Linked DNA regions of Homo sapiens: region 2 is linked to region 1. A link is a contact called in ENCODE Hi-C data. All regions are on one chromosome and are shown on one strand. The core of a region is the stretch at or near the end of the contact, and the rest is flanking DNA. Distances in the headings are between cores, read along the strand shown.

Region 1 (5,620 bases), core at 2,678-5,177:
CAACACTATAAGTAGGATCAGAGACTTCTTTTGTTTTGTTTGCTTATTCTATATGAACACAAGAGAAATAATTTCCATTAGGATGTACAGGAGAGGATTAAATTGAAGCCCATCTGATAGCCACTTTCCCTGATGAGTAAGAGGAAAAGTAAGCCAAGTAAAGGAGTGCAGACACCTGAGGTAGCAGAAAGATGAAGTCTTCCTAATTCCAGCTCCTATCTGCAGGCTCTGGTACTGCAGCTCTTCCTTTTTATATTATGCACCATCCCAGCATCTTTCTCAGTTATGGCAGCCAGTAGATTACTTTTATTTATATGAGCAAGTGGGAGTGTGAGCAGTCACTCGTGCGGCGCTCTCCTCCTTCCCCTGGCGTCCTCCAGCATTTCCGCTTGCCCTCCATGCAGCAGCACCCACTCAGACCTCCCCTCCCACACAAGCTGCCCCACCCTGCATAGCATACTGTTTTCCCGCAAAAGGACCTTAAAAATTCTTGTTGAAGTAATCAGTGGATAGAGTCACAGGAAATAGGGAGTAGCTGTAATACCTTGATTAAAGAATGATATGTGGCCGGGCACAGTGGCTCACAACCTGTAATCCCAGCACTCTGGGAGGCCGAGTGGGGCGGATCACGAGGTCAGGAGATCGAGACTGGCTAACACGGTGAAACCCCGTCTCTACTAAAAAAAATACAAAAAAATTATCCGGGCGTGGTGGCGGGCACCTGTAGTCCCAGCTACTAGGGAGGCTGAGGCAGGAGAATGGCGTGAACCCGGGAGGCGGAGCTTGCAGTGAGCCCAGATCGTGCCACTGCACTCCAGCCTGGGCGACAGAGCAAGACTCCGTCTCAAAGAAAAAAAAAAGAATGATATGTAAAAACAAAGTTTTTAGGTTTTTAGGACAAATCTGCCAACAAGAATTTCTCATGTTTCAATCGGAAACTTTTTTTTTCTTTCCAGTGTTAGGATAGACAACCTTATTTCCTTCCCACAAATGGCAATTCTTTAGATTACTGGAGGGGGGACAGCTTGTCTGTTTTCTAATTTCAAAAACGAATAATTCCTTTAAAAGCTTCAGATTTTGGTGCTTTTGTCATCTTGCTACAGGGCTCTGGACCCTTGGCCAGTGGCCAGCTTTAGAAATGGTCATTTAGGAAGCAAGTCTTCCCCAGAGAATGCATGTGCTGAGTTGCTCTCATGTTTGCTGGTGGACAGTTGGTCCCGTGTCCCCAACACCACAAAGGCTTTCATGGACAGAGTCCTTCATGGGTAAGAGAAAAAGCTGGGACACATTTTTAAAAAACTTTTAGTACATGTAAAAGTGATGTTCTTTATAAGAAAAATGTTCTTTATTCATTTTGGAAAAAAAGTAGAGTCCAAATTTACCAAAGTATAAACACTGAGAGACAAAAGCTGTGGAGATATAAAAAACAGAAAAACAGGCACTTTGCTTCATGCATATATCAACAAATTTTAAAAATCAAAGACAAACTAAAATTGTCAGTAGGGGTCCTACAGGCAAAAAAGACATCATCTAAAAAAGAAGTCTTAAGGAGGGAGTGAAAAAGTAAAGATGGACGAGAACAGTGTAAGTAAATGCTGTATATCTTCCTTTAGGTTTTGAGCACCTTTTGGATTAATGCCAGAAGAAATCCTTCAAAAGTAAGTGGGTGTGTATGGTCAGGCCTGGCTTATGGGCTTCCCTGCCTTTATAGAAATCATGTCAATTAGTTTCAGCTTCATGAAACATTAGTCATAAAGGTGTGAAAGCAGTGGTCTAATTGAACCACAGGTAGCTTAATGACTCATTTTAAACACTTTACTCTCACTTTCTCAAGAAAATAGGAGGCACAATGAAATAAATTGCTAGGCTAAAGCCAAGTATCAAGAATCCTGATATTCAACATAGTTAACCCATAGGGTGGATGTAGAATCTGCAGCAAAGGCCCAGATCAGGAGCTAAGACTCAGATAGGACTGGATAGATTAGAGAAATCAACCATCTGGGCCAGAGACTTCAATATTGTGAAATAAATAATTGGCCTTTACAGCTAATGTAGAGACCAGTGCCTACTTGGAATTCTGACAAAGAGAATAAAGTAATTAAAACCAGATTGACCTCTATAGTTTGTCCTGAGCAGAATCTAACAAAATCCAGCTTCTTTTGTTTACCTGCTCTATCTCCCATGTTGAGTAAGAATATTGTGGTCAAGATGGAAGTGGGTAGTAGGATCTAGCCTGAAGCGGAGAGTGGAGCAGGAAATGTGGGATGTAAGGATAAGCAGAATTTGCTGAATGCTTTTCAGGAGGATGAAAGAGTACATCAGACAATAATATATAGTCTTTGTTAGCTTTTCTTTTTATACAATGTTATAGACTTCAAAGAGATTCTATATTCCAAATCTTCACAAGATTTCTCACAAGAATATTTATGTGAAGCAAGGTACATACAATAAAATTGAGACTCAAGAGATTAAGTTACATGCTCAAAGTCAACTGAATAATAAATAGCACAGCCTGGATAGACTCCAACCCAGAGCATCCTGAGTGATTTTTCCCAGGAATCTTTTCATTTTTATGTCTATTTAATTCTGATGTCCCATTCATATGGAGACATATGATATGGACTTCCGTTTGCTACCATATAAATAAAGAGCAATATGAAGATGGGATAAGGGAATGTCCAGAATGCCAGAGTCAAACTAGCATCAATAGTGGCAATTATCCAAATGACTGGGGAGAACACCAGGATCTTAGAAATGGTATTTTAGATGTTACCAAGCAAGGCCATCTAAAGTAAGCCTTCAAAGAGTTCCAGAAGCAAAGAAAACAGATGAAAAGGCATGAAAACATGAACACTCTAATAACAGTTAAAGTAAATGGGATTGCTCTTGCCAAGACCTATGAACTATATCTGATTGTAGAGAAAAATAAAACAGCGGGTGAGGTGGTGCATCCATTCTGCAGATATATCTTTCAATAGGGAAGGCAGTTATAAACGAGGTGACTCTCTCTTGATTTCCATGATTTTAATTTTGTGACATAATGTGTATTCATTTATATTTTCTATTGAGTATGAGTCCATACACAATTAATGGTTAAATTTTTGAAAATATAAAGATTTTTACTGATAAAATTTATCATTCAAGGTTGGGATGCATATACTTTTCGCAGTAAAAGAGCAACAAATTTGTTAGAAAGTAGTTTTAATTGGTATCCTTTAAAAGAACCTTGTAGGATCGTGTTACTTCACATATAGGAGAATATTTCTCTAGCTTGTGGCTTCAGTGATACATTTTTTATGGACTGGTTGCCAGTGATTCTCGCCCATGAAATGTATAGAGAAGTCTGTTGACACTTCTTATCCTCTCTCTCTTTTACCTGATTTGAAGCAAAAATAGTCATTTTGGAATTAAGAGGAAAAGGACAAGTGAACTTTTGACTTAATCTTAACATTGTTGAGCTCCTGAGCTAATGAAAGCAACAAGTTCTTACTTTCAGATTTTGCATTCTGTGACTAAACAAAAAAGACTCCCTCTATTTTTTAAATTACTTTTTAAAAATACCTAATCAGATATTTTATTAATTGAAACCAAAGGCATTTCTAACTGTACCCTAACTTCCTGTCTTGTTTTCTCTTTCAGCTTTGTGTCAGTCTTTCTGTTGTGGAGATTTTTTTTTTTTCAGTCTTTTTGTCTGCCTAGCATTTGCATCCCCTTTCTACGTGAGATTAATCTTGGTGGGAGAAAGAGCAAACTTTAAACTTTAGAAACATTAACTATATAAACTATAAAAACTAAAAATACCAGATACGTTCTCAGCCTGATTTGAAGCAAGGGTTTGGGCAAATACTTCGGGCTCTCTATATTGGATGCACTCATACCAGTTTTTGAGTAGGAAGTTAGTGACACCAAAAAACACGGGAAGTGACTCATTCTCTGATAAAGGAAGTGGTTACAGCACAATTGTGTTCCTGATAGATCAGTGACAACATTATCTAGGACACTCAGTGTTCTAGTTTTGTGGGGGCAGAAGTAGTTTCCTCATCAGCCCAGTTTTGCAGCCTCAATTGGGGCATTGTTCAAGATTCATTGTTCTGAGCAAGATGGTTCCGCTCTCCTGGTGATTCAGAGAGCTACCTATTAGTTTTTAAAATAAACTCTTTTTTATCCTCCCATTTATTCAGTCATGATTGATTTCTTATTTTGCTTGCAAATAAGGACCTTGCTTGATGTATTGTCTATCTCTTAGGCCAAAAGAATAGAGGCCAGAGAAGAGGAGCCAGGCTGGTAGAAACATCTCGCCTTTTCTGCTTGGGTATGCTGTCACCTTTTACAAATGAATAAGCATGTTAATAAGCTGACAAGAGAAAGAGAGAGGAAGAAAACACGTAAAAAAATAAAAATAGGCCAGGCGCTGTGGCTCATGCCTGTAATCTCAGCACTTTGGGAGGCTGAGGTGGGCGGATCACAAGGTCAGGAATTCGAGACCAGCCTGGACAATATGGCGAAACCCCGTCTCAATTAAAAATACCAAAAAAAATTAGCTGGGTGTGGTGGCGGGCGCCTGTAGTCCCAGATACTCAGGAGGCTGAGGCAGGAGAATCGTTTGAACCCAGGAGGTGGAGGTTGCAGTGAGTCAAGATCACGCCACTGCACTCCAGCCTGTGCAACAGAGATAGACTGTCAAAAAAAAAAATTCACGGCATTTATGGCTTTAAGGATCTGTGTAAAAAACTACTGGTAACACTTCAGGGTATCTTTAATGATATCAATTGATATGTCTCTATCATTCATTCATATATCCTTCATTCAGTAGGTAGCCAGACTCTGTGCTTCTTGGTCTCAAGGATGTTTTGAGTTTGAAAAAACTGAAGTTTTACTTCCAACCTAGGTTTTCATTTTCTAAGTCTATACTTTTTGATAAAGTTGTGCTAGACGCCCTTGAAAGAGAGGAGAGAGAGAATGCCTCCTACATGAAATAAAAGAAAAGGGATTACTTTTACTCACAGTGAAGAGTTTCCTTACACCCAGTTTCCTTACTCCTAGATCTGGAGATCTGTGATATCTCCAGATAGGAGTGCAAGGACACAGAACCACTGTAGGGATTCCTCAAAGGCCACAGCAGGACCCTGCTAACTATCAGTGCTGTGTGGAGGAAGCAAGACTTCAGGAGGAATGTTGGTGGGTTTCAGGCTCGCCAAAGTTTGCTCCATCCTCAGTGTGGTGCACAGAAGCATCGGTCAGGAAGAAGGCTGGATTTGGAGGGACCCTGTGGAACAGACTCCAGTGTCTAGGTAGTAAACATTGGACAGATGGCCAATGACCCAGGAGCCACCCTATGTCATTGTGCTACTAAGACCTTCACATACTTCATTACCCTGGTAGTAGAGGGTCCTCAAGAATTGCTGAGATAGATATTTGACTATCTTGGCAAGAAGTGGACAAGAAGTAAGTATTAAGTACATTTATAGAAAATAAAGAAATGCATTATTATATTAGTTTGTTAGAGCTGTTGTAACAAAGTATGTGGACCCTATGGGTTAAACAACAGATATTTATTTTCTCAAAAATATGGTGGCTAGAAGTCCAAGTCAAGTTGTCAGTAGGATGATTTCTCCTGAGG
Region 2 (5,450 bases), core at 2,938-5,437, 4.4 Mb after region 1:
GCTAATGTTATGTTTACATATTATGTTTATATATGTATGCGTATATGTTATGTTTGCACCCACACACCCATACATGTCTTTCCCATTCATTGTCTTTACTCTACCATCCTCATCACAGGGATGGTGGTGAGAAGAATAATGAATGTGTATTTTCTAGTCCTGCAGAGCATAATTAATCTGAGAGTATGAGATGGCAATGTCTATGCTTGAAATTGATTGGGGGACCCTCAAACTGATTGAATATGAACTGTTTCCCTTTCAGGCCAATGGAGGCTTAGAATAGATCATATGATTTTTCCAATTCTGTGAAGAAAGTCAGTGGTAGCTTGATAGGGAGAGCATTGAATGGAAGACAGTGTGGCGATTCCTCAAGGATCTAGAACTAGAAATATCATTTGACCCAGCAATCCCATTACTGGGTGTGTACCCAAAAGATTAGAAATCTTTCTACTATAAAGACACATGCACATGTATGTTTATTGCAGCATTATTCACAATGGCAATGACTTGGAACCAACCCAAATGCCCATCAATTATAGACTGGCTAAAGAAAATGTGGCACATATGCACCATGGAATACTATGCAGCCATAAAAAAGGATGAGTTCATGTCCTTTGCAGGGACATGGATGAAACTGGAAACCATCATTCTCAGCAAAGTAACACAAGAAGAGAAAACCAAACACCACACGTTCTCACTCATAAGTGGGAGTTGAGCAATGAGAACACATGGACACAGGGAGGGGAACATCACACACTGCGGCCTGTTGAGGGGTGGAGGGCTGGGGGAGGGATAGCATTAGGAGAAATACCTAATGTAAATGACGAGTTGATGGGTGCAGCAAACCAACATGGCACATGTACACTTATGTAACAAACTGCACGTTGTGCATGTGTACCCCAGAACTTAAAGTATAATAATAATAAAAAAAGAATAGATCATATGATTAAAGAAATAAAGATATATAACATTATTTCACACCTGGGTGCTGTGGAGTAACATTCATACCACTACTTATGATTATTTAGTAATATCTTGTTTATGGAGGTTTTCATAGCAAATTTTCCAATTGGAATTTTAACACTACACCAAGGAACTTGTCAGTTTCAGTACGTGTGTGTGTCTAAACAGTGATGATCTTTGTGAGATGGTGTACAATCTGTATTCCTGCAGCTCTTCCCTGTTTATAAAAACATTATTTTTTTTTGTTTCCTGCAGTGGTCTTTTAGGGTAGGCAAGGATCATTACCCTCCATTTTACAGAGCCTCAGAGAGATCAGGGAACTTTCTGAAAGTCACAGGCTTGGTGGGCCTCAGGCAGGGCTTCAGATGCAGACATTTGGATTTTGAGTTCTGAGTGTGATCAGCCACTGCACACAGAGCCAGGAATGGAACTTCCAGGCTGCCCGTTTTCACTTGGTACCAGAAAGGTAGGTTGGAGGTGAGGAGTGTCAGAATTGCCCCTCTCTTGGTCTCCTGTATGAAAAATAGAATAGCTTTTTTATAATGAAAGTATAATTGACCTACAGTAAAATGCAGACACTAAGTGCACAGGCTAATCAGTTTTGATAAATGCAGACATGCATATAACCTACATCTGATCAAGATGTAGAACATTTCCATCACTCTGGAAACATTTCCATCACTTCATATCCCTTGTCAATCAACTACCCCTCCCTCTCTGTTCTGCTAGCAACCTCTGTTCTGATTTCTGTCCCATATATTTGGAGAACTTATTTAAGAAATTTCTGTTTCGGTCACCTGCAGTAAGGGCCAAGCGAACAGCAGCGACTTTGTCATTCCTTTTGGTTGCCATGGTCAGGCTGGAGCCAGTCTACATGTGAGCCAGTTGGATGGGTCTGCCAGCTGTCACTGAACAGAGGCAGAGTCTCTGTGACAACAGCGCCCTTATGCATTCTAACAGGTAGTGAGTGTCATTTAAGCAGCTTCGAGACCTTGCCTGAGGTTCTTGTTCACTTGCACATAGCATACCAATGGAATCAAGTTAATGTTGACATAAAAAAGATGTCAGCTCCATCCCAATCTACCTCTGTGAAGAGCAGGTATAATCCCGTAAACATCTATTCTGGGGGCTCCCCTTGGGAGAGAGACCCTCCCCTGCACACAGGCTTGGGAAGACTGAGTCATGCTTTAGAGCCCATTAGCCAACATCTTCTTCAATAGCAATCGCCACTACTCCCTTTTATTTGTAGTTACTCTATGGTAACTCTGTGGAGATGACGTGCATGTGGGGGCCACTGCCCTTTGTGGAAGGAATTAGATTTGAGGAATTGGACTATCGATAGAAGGTGGCTGGGCAAGTGACGAATCAGAGTCAGGAGATGGTTCTGAGGAAAGAGACCTGGCTGCCCAGTACTGTGCCCCGTATCTGAGCCCCATTTCTAGTCAGGAAAGGTCTTTCATGGGGTGGGGCCAGCCAGGATGGTCCAGCCTACTTGCATCCTCCCCCAATTGGCATTCTAGGCAATTTCTTGAAAGGACATTCCTTGTCTTCTTCTCACACGGCTTGAGTGAGTACACTTTGTGCTAGGAGCAAGATCCAGCCCATCCCAGGCTGAGATCTCTTTCTGTCCTGGTTAGGAACAGGGGCCAAGAGAGGCTGCCATGGGAAACACATGGCTCAGCCTGAGATGAGCATTCTCAGCAGACTCTTACTTCCATTACAAGCAGCAGTAGTAGGAAGCAATGTTTTTGGAGAGCGTCCACTGCACTCTCCTTGGTCTTGCCAGTGAAGTGCAGGGGCGGGGACCAGCTCACCTTCACATTCCTGGCCATGAAGGTGAGAATGGATCCAGACAATAATGTGTTTTCATTTGTGGTTGCTTATCTTTTGTCTCCAACTGGCAAGCTGGAATGATGTTGGCACCACACGACAACAGCAGGGAGTCACAGCCTTTTCATAAATGCATGGAGAAATGAGGCATCAGCAGGTACAGGTTACAGTGACTCAGGTGGGGCACAGGAATTTCATGATTTTAAAAAAGGATTCCAGATTCTTCTGTTCTCCTTGCCAAAGGCTAGTCAATTTTCCCAGTTGCTTCTCTATTGCCCCCATCTTATTCAAAACTGCACAAATTCAAATGACCCCACTTCATCTAGACAAAAACGTAAAAAGAAAAGACAGTCAATCAAGATTCTGCTTGATTAACATCTTGGGAGAAGGCTAACATGAGTCTTCAGGGATGAAAATAAATGGCTCTGAGCCTGGGCTGTGGTCATAAACCTGACCTTGTCACTGCCTAAGCGAGGAAAGCAATGGAGGAAATTAGAGCTCTCGTTCCAGTGTGATTACAATTGTACCCTTAACAGGACATGACAATGTTTTTTGGCATTCAATTATGTTTTGCTATGCGTGCATGCATACACTCACACACTCACACACGCAGAGCTAGAATTGAAATCATCTCAAGTGAGAATTCTTGTGATGCATTTAAGGGGCCTGCATTTGACAAGTTGCTACCTAGTTATGGACTAAAATCTCACCAGGCACCCCCATAGCTTATCGCCTGTCATTTCAAAACAAAGACATCCTGCTTCCCCTTTCTGTGTCACACCTCATCGACTCATTCTCAGCAGACTCTTACTTTCATTACAAGCTCGGTGCCACCTCCCGGACTTTCATCAGATGAAAACTTGAAAGAAAAAAAAAACCCATTCCATGTTTTGACTTGGACTCTAGGTGTTGTTATTCTCTCAGTCCAGCTTGAGAAAAAAAAAAAAAAAAAGCCCACCCCACGAGGGGGCAGGCCTGCTTTCCTGTCTCCTGCCACCACACAGTCTCTGAAGTGTGTGAAGAAGAGAGGAAGAGACAATTAACACTCAGCACCAATCTGCATTTCCTTTTTAGCTGCCATTTACACGCTGCTCAGGTTTTGAAAACCAGCATTTCATGCTACTCCCTAGAGAGCCAGCACCAGCTTCAGCAGGATCCATCTGCACAGCACTCACATTGCTGAAATCTTCAGCCAACCCAGAATTCATTTATTTATTTTTTGAAAAAAAATGAGAGAGAGGAAGTGAGAGAGTACGAGTGAGAGAGCAAGCAAGCGGGTGAAAATAATAGATTAGAATCTGGTAATATTTAATGCGCACGCTTGACCAATCCCTGCGCTGGTCCAGGCAGGGGTGAGTCAGTGGAGTTTTTCTTTGATCATCTTCTAGATTAGTGTGAGCAGCGAGCGAATGAGCAAGAGCGTGTGACAACAGAGGATGACAGGCTGTGAGGTTCGAAGCAGGAAGGACACACTCCATAAGTCTCGGCACTGCTCATCAGCCCATGTGTCAGCACGCTCTTGCTGATGGGAGCAGCGGGGAGAAACGCCATACTGGGAAGTCACTGCTGGTGTGGGACAAGTTACAAGATGCTTCTGGGGGAGGAAAATGTGTATCATCAACTCCTCAGGTCTGGCCAACTTGCTTTATTTCCTTTAGCCCCCAAAGGGTGGAGCATTGAAGCATAATAGCTTCAATAAGCTTTGTTATTTTAACATTATTATTTTTTAAACTGAATTCACCACCACAGGAGGTCACAGAGTCAATGGTCACAGCTGGCTTTTAAAAAAGGGTTGAGTCACTTTGTGATTGATAAAACAGACTCAGCCTGAGATGAGGGCAATCAGGTTTCCTGCTTGAAGGCATCAGTTGATCACTACAGGGGTCGGAAAGAAGTGTTTTTCTTACGCAAGTTCTGGCATAATAGTCTAGGTGAATGCAAAAAAAAAAAAAGTTAGTCTTTTGATTTGTTTGTTTTTGTTTCTAAGAGAGAGCAGAGCTAAAAAGCCCATCCTTACCTCAGTAGACCAATGAGTGGTCTGATTCCATCTGGCTCTGCTGCTCAGATGGCAGTTGTGATGATAGTCATGCTACAGACACATTTACCAACTAAGCAGTGCAGACAGTACTCTGCATTGGCCCAGATTTACCTAGGAACAAGCACAGGTGTGCTCAGATAAGGAAAATACCTTAGGTCAGGAGGTGGGGTGAGCACATGGTTGTTAAAATAGAATTTAGTGAGTTAAAAAAAAAACCAGCAAACCAACACAAGACTCATAAGTACCCTATAGTATCTGCGGATGCCGTTACACGTCAAGTTAAACCACATCTTCTCAGGATACAGGGGTGTTTTGCAGCTCTCACATTAACACAGATGTGTAACGTGGGTTTCTCAGCCTATCAGAGATGGGGCAAGATAGGGTTATAATAAACAGCTTTTGTTTTTTTTGGCTCTGCCCTTACTAGGGGAGACTTCCAACCTTACCAATTCTCAAATAGTTCTTGGAGTCCCTGGTGAGAAGGATGCCCCTCTTCCACCATTCTGACTTAATGACACTGGAGCCACACTGCATGGGTTCAAATCCCAAACTCATTCCTCCACTCAAAATGTATTTAAGGGAGTGCCCACTGTGAACTTGACATTATTCTAGATGCTGA

Evidence for each region. A loop is a pair of places that touch in the nucleus more often than their neighbours do. Pooled maps may share reads with other maps.
Region 2: a loop to region 1 is called in a map of CD8-positive, alpha-beta T cell, with 12 times the contacts of the local background. The contact joins two enhancer-like sites. A Hi-C loop is called at or near these places in 2 of 168 maps with a recorded cell type or tissue (CD8-positive, alpha-beta T cell and natural killer cell) and 5 of 50 pooled maps.

Annotation. Positions count from the first base shown.
Region 1 is chr3:109,803,169-109,808,788 of GRCh38, forward strand. All of the region lies in intron 2 of LOC124906267 (a long non-coding RNA gene), which reads left to right. Among named protein-coding and RNA genes, the nearest start is that of MIR4445, 200 kb to the left of the region's middle. RefSeq lists an enhancer at 3,633-4,832. Within about 2 kb of position 3,928, at least 5 of the 41 ENCODE cell types and tissues checked have a DNase peak (open chromatin) inside an H3K27ac peak, as active enhancers do; they include CD8-positive, alpha-beta T cell and natural killer cell, where a contact is called at or near this core.
Region 2 is chr3:114,210,129-114,215,578 of GRCh38, forward strand. No RefSeq gene overlaps it. Among named protein-coding and RNA genes, the nearest start is that of ZNF80, 25 kb to the right of the region's middle. RefSeq lists an enhancer at 3,608-4,281. Within about 2 kb of position 4,188, at least 12 of the 41 ENCODE cell types and tissues checked have a DNase peak (open chromatin) inside an H3K27ac peak, as active enhancers do; they include CD8-positive, alpha-beta T cell and natural killer cell, where a contact is called at or near this core.